Regions from separate parts of the Homo sapiens genome. Here region 1 is linked to region 2. Evidence: chromatin contacts called from ENCODE Hi-C or POLR2A ChIA-PET data. All regions are on one chromosome and are shown on one strand. The core of a region is the stretch at or near the end of the contact, and the rest is flanking DNA. Distances in the headings are between cores, read along the strand shown. Region 1 overlaps PSMD12 (proteasome 26S subunit, non-ATPase 12). Region 2 has its middle 35 kb from the start of HELZ.

Evidence for each region. Hi-C counts contacts between places; a loop is a spot of excess contacts on that map. ChIA-PET counts read pairs that join two places held with the same protein, here RNA polymerase II (POLR2A). Pooled maps may share reads with other maps.
Region 1: a loop to region 2 is called in a map of PC-9, with 2.9 times the contacts of the local background. The contact joins two enhancer-like sites. A Hi-C loop is called at or near these places in 4 of 168 maps with a recorded cell type or tissue (HepG2, PC-3, PC-9 and 1 more) and 1 of 50 pooled maps. POLR2A ChIA-PET finds 5 or more read pairs at or near these places in 10 of 52 experiments (AG04450, CD4-positive, alpha-beta T cell, Caco-2 and 7 more).

What each region holds. Positions count from the first base shown.
Region 1 is chr17:67,338,120-67,342,363 of GRCh38, reverse strand. It overlaps PSMD12 (proteasome 26S subunit, non-ATPase 12), which reads left to right. Exons shown (of 11, transcript NM_002816.5): 10 at 101-178; 11 at 1,312-4,244. The coding sequence ends at 1,521. Among named protein-coding and RNA genes, the nearest start is that of PSMD12, 26 kb to the left of the region's middle. Within about 2 kb of position 2,868, at least 2 of the 41 ENCODE cell types and tissues checked have a DNase peak (open chromatin) inside an H3K27ac peak, as active enhancers do; they include PC-9, where a contact is called at or near this core.
Region 2 is chr17:67,278,033-67,282,291 of GRCh38, reverse strand. No RefSeq gene overlaps it. Among named protein-coding and RNA genes, the nearest start is that of HELZ, 35 kb to the right of the region's middle. Within about 2 kb of position 1,816, at least 7 of the 41 ENCODE cell types and tissues checked have a DNase peak (open chromatin) inside an H3K27ac peak, as active enhancers do; they include PC-9, where a contact is called at or near this core.

The sequences.
Region 1 (4,244 bases), core at 1,619-4,118, 59 kb before region 2:
CTAACATTTTAAGTAAACTTACTTGGATATGAAAATAAATGGACTTTTAGACTTACTGACAAATGTTACGTGTTCTCCCTGCTCTCTATCCTCTCCCCAGAATATTAGAATAATGGCCAAGTATTATACTCGGATAACAATGAAAAGGATGGCACAGCTTCTGGATCTATCTGTTGATGTAAGTAGTAATCAACTTTGAGTTATTTGTAGGCATTCCTTTTGAATGTTGACTTGTAAAAATTGAGTAAGAAAATCAATGTTATGATTTAATTTTATGTTTAGGTAATAGAGTAATAGTTTCCCAAGCAATCTTGAGTACCAAAAACTAACTTAAGTATCAAGTGATCCTAGGTCTTGTTGGAACAGTGTTGTCTTTAGGTCCATGTTTCTATGTTGACAAAATGCATAGCACACAAAGAGGAGTTAACCCAAGTGTGTAGTAATGGCCTGAAAGCCATTTCTGTCCCCAGAAGGATCTGTGACAGTTTAGGTGGTAAGACTCATGGAACATTAGAGTTGGAAGGTTTGTTCCTTGATCAGCTTGTCAGCTCTTGTCACTTATGAATGAGAGTACCAGAGTCCTTAGAAGTCAAGTGTCTTGTCCGTGGTACATACTTGCCAAGTAGCAGAGCATATATTCTAACCCAGCATTTCTGGAAACAAATTAACTGTACCATACTGCCTTTTAAGGGGAAACTTTGTAGAAAAGGGAGTAGACCAACTTGCCGTTGGCATGGATACCAGCAGTATTGAGCTTGCAAGGAGGCAGATTCAAACTCACCCCTGACTGAGTCTACTCAGATTCTATTCATTCCCTAGACTATCAGTAAAATAAGTACTTATTATAGGAAGTCAGCAGTTGCTAACTCTTTTTTTTTTTTTTTTTTTTTTTTTGAGGCAGAGTCTCACCTTGTCGCCCAGGTGGGAGTGCATTGGTGCGATCTCAGCTCACTTCAACCTCTACCTCCCAGGGTTCAGGCGATTCTCCTGCCTCAGCCTCCTGAGTAGCTGGGACTACAGGCGTGTGCCACCATGCCTGGCTAATTTTGGTATTTTTAGTAGAGATGGGGTTTCACCATGTTGCTCAGGCTGGTCTTGAACTCCTGACCTCAAGTGATTCACCCAATTCAGCCTCCCAAAGTGCTGGGATTACAGGTGTGAGCCACCACACCCAGCTGAGTGTTACTAACTCTTAAGAATGAATTCCCCTGCATATTCTTGGATGAAGAGTTCAGAAAATGCTTTTCTGAAGTTTTGTTTATTGTCTGTAATTTATCCTGTCTTAATCCAATTTATCTTTCTCTCTTGCAGGAGTCCGAAGCCTTTCTCTCAAATCTAGTAGTTAACAAGACCATCTTTGCTAAAGTAGACAGATTAGCAGGAATTATCAACTTCCAGAGACCCAAGGATCCAAATAATTTATTAAATGACTGGTCTCAGAAACTGAACTCATTAATGTCTCTGGTTAACAAAACTACGCATCTCATAGCCAAAGAGGAGATGATACATAATCTACAATAAGGGTCTTAGTGCTTTAGAAAAAAGTTAAAATTGGAAGTCATTAAAAAAAGACTGTTATAATGGTGTATATGTTGGGGTTTTTTTTCTAAGCTTCTTTGTCTTAAATTTTAAAATAGTGAATATGTTTGAGACTCCCTTTGACCTTTCAGTTCCCCAAGTTCATTGTTAACTTTGCATTTGCAATTGGTGCAAAAATACAGATTTCTGTCGTCTGAATACACAAAAAGTTGTGTCATAACTTACCCAGATATGTTTTTCTATCATTTGAAACCTTTTTAGCTACTGTTTGTTTTCATTCAACTAACAAACATATTCCAATAATAAAAGCAGTATATACATATTTCCTTTCTACAGTTACCTCTGATTCTCAACATTTTGTGGGGTAGTGATTTGGCAAGTGTTTTTTAAATAAAACAAATCTCATTGTAAAGCTATCAGTCATTTAGTAGAATAGAAAAGCAACATAGAGCATACAAGAACATTTGGGATAGAGTTGTGATTTGTGAAGAATTTGTACTTTGATATTGTGGCGGAAAGTCTAGACTGAGTGTGTATGCTGGTAAACTGTAGACTTTTTTTTTTTTTTTTTTGAGTCCGGCTGGTTCCAATCACAGTAGCTTGATTGCTTTCAGCCCTCATCCTCTCACTTGATCAGTTGTTCAACAGAATCAGCTGACATAATTGACACAGTTTATTGGGTGTTAAGTCCGCTCTATAGGGATAGTGACTACTTTTTTTTTTTTTTTTTTTTTGCTCTTCTTCCTCTCCCCTTTCTTTATATGGGTTTAAATTTAACATAAAGTTGTTTTTATAAGGCTTATTTGTGGCTTTAACTTGTAAGTCTGATTACATCATTATTGTTCCAAATTCATTATCTCTGTAGGAACTTTTAGTTCCATTATATGAACACTGGATAACCTAATTTTTTTTAATGCTTTAAAAAAATGGCAAAAAGACGTCAGGCCACCCTCATAGTAAGTGGTGTAGTATTAAAATATTTTCACGGAATTAAAAGTAGCTTGCTGTCAAAGAAACACCTGAGATGAATTGGTGTGAACGAATTTTGCAAGTTTAATTTGATTTATTTCAGAGAAAATAGAAAAAACAATGTTAGAAGGTTATTTAAAATGATACTTAAATAAAGAAAGTGTGAGGTCTACTTTAAAAAAATTCAAATGAAGAGAAAAAGAAAAACAGCATTCTAGAAATGGCATTTCTCCTAATTAATTTTCCACTTAATGGAAGATTATCAATTGTCCTATTTTATGATCCCAGGACTGAAGACAGTTGTGGGATATCTGTCATATTTATCCTGTGAGTCATTGTGAATAATGACATACAGTACTGAAGTAATCTGATTTTATTCTTTGGAAATTCAATGCATTGGTCACACTAATAACATCAACATCTGCTATCACTTATCTTTTTAAAACTAACCAAAAAAGGCCGGGTGCAGTGGATCCCAGCACTTTGGGAGGCCAAGGCGGGTGGATCATCTAAGGTCAGGATTTCGAGACTAGCCTGGCCAACATGGCAAAACCCTGTCTCTACTAAAAAAAATACAAAAATTTGCCGGGCGTGGTGGCGTGTGCCTGTAGTCCCAGTTACTTGGGAGGCTGAGGTGGGAGAATTCCTTGAAGCCAGGAGGCGGAGGTTGCAGTGAGCCAAGATCACACCATTGCACTCCAGCCTGGGTGACAGAGTGAGACTCCGTCTCAAAAAAAAAAAAACAAAACTGGAAAGTTCAGAAACAGAAGTTCACACTAACAGAGTATGGTTTTAATTTTCCTTTGAATGAAAAGGATAGAAGATAAAATTGTGTATTGTTAACATGTAAATAAAATTGGAGCTAATTTGAAACTAGCTTCTCAATAACTTCATCTTTCTAGAGACTCATTACCTGTGGGCTTGTCAAACCTGGACTATTTGGCCAAATAGGTTGCTATAGAGATTGCAAGTGTTCCTCCTCTTTATTTTTTTCATATTTTTTGAGACGGAGTTTCACTCTTGTTGCCCAGGCTGGATTGCAGTGTCACGATCTCGGCTCACTGCAACCTTTGCCTCCCATATTCAAGCAGTTCTCCTGCCTCAACCTCCCAAGTAGCTGGGATTATAGGCGCCTGCCACCACACCTAGCTAATTTTTGTGTTTTTAGTAGAGATGGTTTCATCATGTTGGCCGGGCTGGTCTCAAACTCCTGACCTCAGGTGATCCACCCGCCTTGGCTGCCCAAAGTGCTGGGATTACAGGCATGAGCCACTGCACCCAACTCCTCTTTCGTCTTTCTTTAACACACACTAGGCTCTTTGTGTATTATGATTCAGTGCTATTTGTAACTGTGTCCCAGTGACCAAATTGCACTCGACTCGATCAGCTGTTCATCCATTTCGTGTTTTTTCCTGTCAAACATTAATCCAGCAAATATATGAGGTATTTACCAATTTATTTTCTTAGTATTACAAAATAATTCATTAGCATAAAGTACAATAGTGAAATATTTGAGTTGTTCGGAACCTCAATTAATCCTGTTTTACATTTCAGACCTAAAGCTGGCAATCAGGAGAAGAAGCACTTTGTTTTAAATGTGGAGAAGATAACACTTGATTCCATTTCATTGTCATTAGTGTATTAACCAGCAGGAGAGGTGATGAGCCATTTTTCAAATGAAATACCTTTTATTTCCATATAATTTTTTTATTTTAGAGTTCAATAGCTGTTTCTAT
Region 2 (4,259 bases), core at 567-3,066:
GAAACAGGAACATCAGGGTGGTTATGGTGCTGTACATATTCCAAAAGCAGCCCCATGAAGTCTGTACAGTAAATCTGGTTATCTGGCCTGACCTAGATAATAATATCTAGACTGGAAAAACAGATTTGCTCTTATTGTTATTGCTGTTGTTTTGTAATTAAAGTTCTATTTAATAGAGAGTTACTATTTAGGTCATACCTTGCTGACTCAATATTTAAAGAATTAGCAAATCTCACTTCCTCGGGCACTCCCAGCCTGACAGGCTGGGCATGGAGACACGAGTAATAATCCTAATTGTAATGAGGCTGGGTGAGCTGAATTTTCATCCTGCTCCCATCCCCTGAGGCGCCAAGAAACCTCCCGGCAATTTGGGCCTGCCAGCAATGGTTGTCAGTTGAGGTAGGATGCTTTGTCATGCAACTGTGAGCAAGGAACATGGGCAGGCTCACGTGCTAAGCACGGGGCAAAACAGATTCGTTTATAAGAAACAGGATGAACGCTGTGTTAATAGAAGGAATATGAATCTCCTATGCAGTCCAGACAGGAGAGGGTTTTGGGAGAAAATTAATCAAGGCAACATATGTTTGATTTTTTTTTTTGAGATGGAGTTTCACTCTTGTTGCCCAGGCTAGAGTGCAATGGTGCGATCTTAGCTCACCGCAACCTCTGCCTCCCGGGTTCAAGGGATTCTCTTGCCTCAGCTTCCCGAGTAGCTGGGATTACAGGCATGTGCCACCACGCCCCGCTAATTTTGTATTTTTAGTAGAGACGGAGTTTCTCCATGTTGGTCAGGCACGTCTCAAACTCCCAACCTCAGGTAATCCACCTGCTTCGGCCTCCTAAAAAGTACTGGGATTACAGGCGTGAGCCACCTTGCCCAGCCACATATGTTTGATTTTAAATACCCTAGGACAAACCAGCTGCAACTCGAAGTTGAGCCTCTCCCTACCCTAAGACATCCCCCACATTGTTGAAACCAGAGCTTACTCTCATCTCCCTGGGGAAGCCAGGAAGGCTGGAGCTCCAGGAACCTAGTTGACTGCTTTGCAGGAGCAGCAGTGACTGGGCCATCAACATGCTTTTGACACCAGAGGCTTGTGAAATTTGCAAGACACAGACAGGGAGAAGGATGGGAATTGGAGCTTGATCATTTTTGTAGGGAAAGGTGACCAATGGGGAAGAAAGAGGAGGAAAGGAATCCAAAGTAGAAGGCGGCTTAAAGGCAAGTCAGAATGGACTTCTTATTTGCCAGAAAATCCACTGCATGACACAATACTCTAGATACTTTCTAAATAATCAAAAGAAAAAAAATCAAATTGTATTCAGAATTCTAATGGACTTTTACACCTAGCAAATGTCTGGGTTTTTGTTGGTTTGTGTTTGAGGTGTAAGGAAGGAGTGATATCTCGAATATAATCTTGGATTCTATCACTAGCATTTAAATTCAGTGGGTCAGTACAAACCCAAGAAATGCCCTAAAGAATAGGACTTTGCAGAATACATAGGAGAGCTGCCCAAATGGCTAATTTAGGTTTTCCAACAGGGCTATTCCTCTTGGAGGTAGACACTGGACACTGGATGCTCTTAATTTCTTTTCCAAAAGTGAAAAAAAAATGTTATATTGGTGGTGAAAGCCCTTCCTCACCTCTGAGAGACGAGTAATGCAAACTATGGGACTGATGAGGTCAGGGTACCGGGTATGAGGCTCTGGTTTCAGCAAGGCAGCAGCTGGAAAAACTGTCCAACCTCTTCTCCTTGGCAAATAGGGCCTTGGATTCTAGCCCAGGCCAGGAGCTTGGGAGTCAGGTCTGGGCTTGAAAGAGGACATGATCGGTCAGCAGTTATGAGGCAATGGAAAATACCGAAATTGATTCTCCAGTGAGGGTGGGTTAGGCCTGTGCTCTGGGTCATGGTGCAAAGGCGAACTGGTATTGAGTCTCGGGAAAGGGCAAACAAAGAAGGAAGGAAAGCTTTGAAACATCAAGTCCAAAGCCAGGATTTGAAAGGGTGGGTTGGCAGTCCTGAATTGGCAAGAAGAGGGGAGGCCTGACGATCCCCAGAGGAAAATTTACATAGGCAAGAACTTTTATGGAGTGGAATGGATAGGACTGTTGAGAAGTCCTCATCATCATAGGACTGAAGAAGGGAGGACCTCCTGTGGGCCTTGGAAAACCATAATGAATGCCAAACAGAAAAGATGAATCTTCTGAGATACTTTCCAGGGAAAAGGGGGAGGGCAATGTCTATTTGCTATATATATATATATATTTTTTTTTTTTTTTTTGAGACGGAGTCTTGCTCTGTCACCCAGGCTGGAGTGCAATGGCACGATCTCAGCTCACTGCAACCTCTCCCTCCCGGGTTTAAGCGATTCTCCTGCCTTAGCTTCCTGAGTAGCTGGGATTGCAGGCGCCCACCACCATGCCCGGCTAATTTTTGTATTTTTTAGTAGAGACAGGGTTTCACCATATTGGCCAGGCTGGTCTTGAACTCCTGACCTCAAATGATCCGCCCGCCTTGGCCTCCCAAAGTGTTGCGATTACAGGCATGAACCACTGCACCTAGCCTGGCAATGTCTATTTGCATTCAGAGACACCCCCGCGCCCCTGCACCCCCTCCTCCCCACTCAGCATCCTCCCACCCTCCGGACCTTCCCAGGCAGGGCTTGTGCTCTTCAGTTCCATTTAGTGTCTGCAGCTGTTCTCTGCGCAGTTGTTACCGGTGATAAAAGAAAAACTTCAGCCGAATTAAATTTAATGGCGTTTAATTAAGCAATGACAATTTGCAAATTGGGTAGCCCCCAGAATCACAGCAGATTCAGAGATTCCAGCGTAGCCACGTGGTGGAAGAAGGTTTATAGACAAAAAATGGGAAATGACGTACAGAATTTGGAAGTAAGGTAAAGAACAGCTGGATTGGTTACACCTCGTTGTTTCCCTTATTTGAACAGACTTTGAACACTCAGCAGTGTATGAATGGCTGAAGTATGGCCACAGGCATTGGCCAAGACCTAGCTATTGTTACAGGTGCATACTTCTAGGTTAGGTTTTCAATATTGTCTACCTATTAAGCTAGGTTTTGGTTCACCCACAAGGATTCAAATATAGAAATACGGAGTCCTTCTCAGGCCATATTTAGTTTGCTTTAACACCGGAAAGGGGTCCCAATCGAGACCTCAAGAGAGGGTTCTTGGATCTTGCACAAGAAAAAATTAGAGGCGAATCCATAAAGTGAAAGCAAGTTTATTAAGAAAGTAAAAGAATAAAGAACGGCTACTCCATAGGCAGAGCAGCAGCTTGGGCTGCTGGACTAAGGATACTTATAGTTATTTCTTGATTATATGGTAAACAAGGGGTGGATTATTCATGAGTTTTCTGGGAAAGGGGTGGGCAAGTCTCGGAATCAAGGGTTCTTCCCTCTTTTAGACCATGTAGGGTAGCCTCCTGACATTCCCATGGCATTTGTAAATTGTCATGCTGCCGCTGGGAGTGTCTTTTAGCATGCCAATGAATTATAATTAGCGTATCATGAGCAGCGAGGACGACCAGAGGTCGCTCTCGTCGCCATCTTGGTTATGGTGGGATTTGGCCAGCTTCTTTACCGCAACCTGTTCTATCAGCAAGGTCTTTGTGATCCGTATCTTGTGCAGACCTCCCATCTCATCCTGTGACTTAGAATGCCTAACCTCCTGGGAATGCAGCCCTGTAGGTCTCAGCCTCTTTTTACCCAGCCCCTATTCAAGATGGAGTCGCTCTGGTTTAAACGCCTCTGACACACTGAGTAACTGGGCAGGTTTTTGTGGCTGGGTGTTCCTTGCTACTTATGATCCAGGAAGTGGAGGTTGCTTATACCCGCAAGGGATCTGGGACAAAGGAGCTATCCTCTGCCTGCTCTGGATAATCCCTTTGCTGTTTTTGCTTTTTTTTTTTTTTTTTTTTTTTTTTGAGACCAGGTCTCCCTCTGTCACCCAGGCTGGAGTACATTGGCACGATCTCAGGCTCAATGCAACCTCCCAGGCATAAACCATCCTCCCACCTCAGCCTCCTAAGCAGCTGGGACTACAGGAGTGCACCACCATGCCCGGCTAGCTTTTGTATTTATTTTGTAGAGAAAGAGTTTCACCATGTTGCCCAGGCTGGTCTCGAATTCCTGGGCTCAAGCAATCCTCCCACCTCGACCTTCCAAAGTGCTGGGATTACAGGCGTGAGCCACCGTGCCTGGTTCCTGGATGATTTTTTTGCTGGCCTTTCTCTAAACCA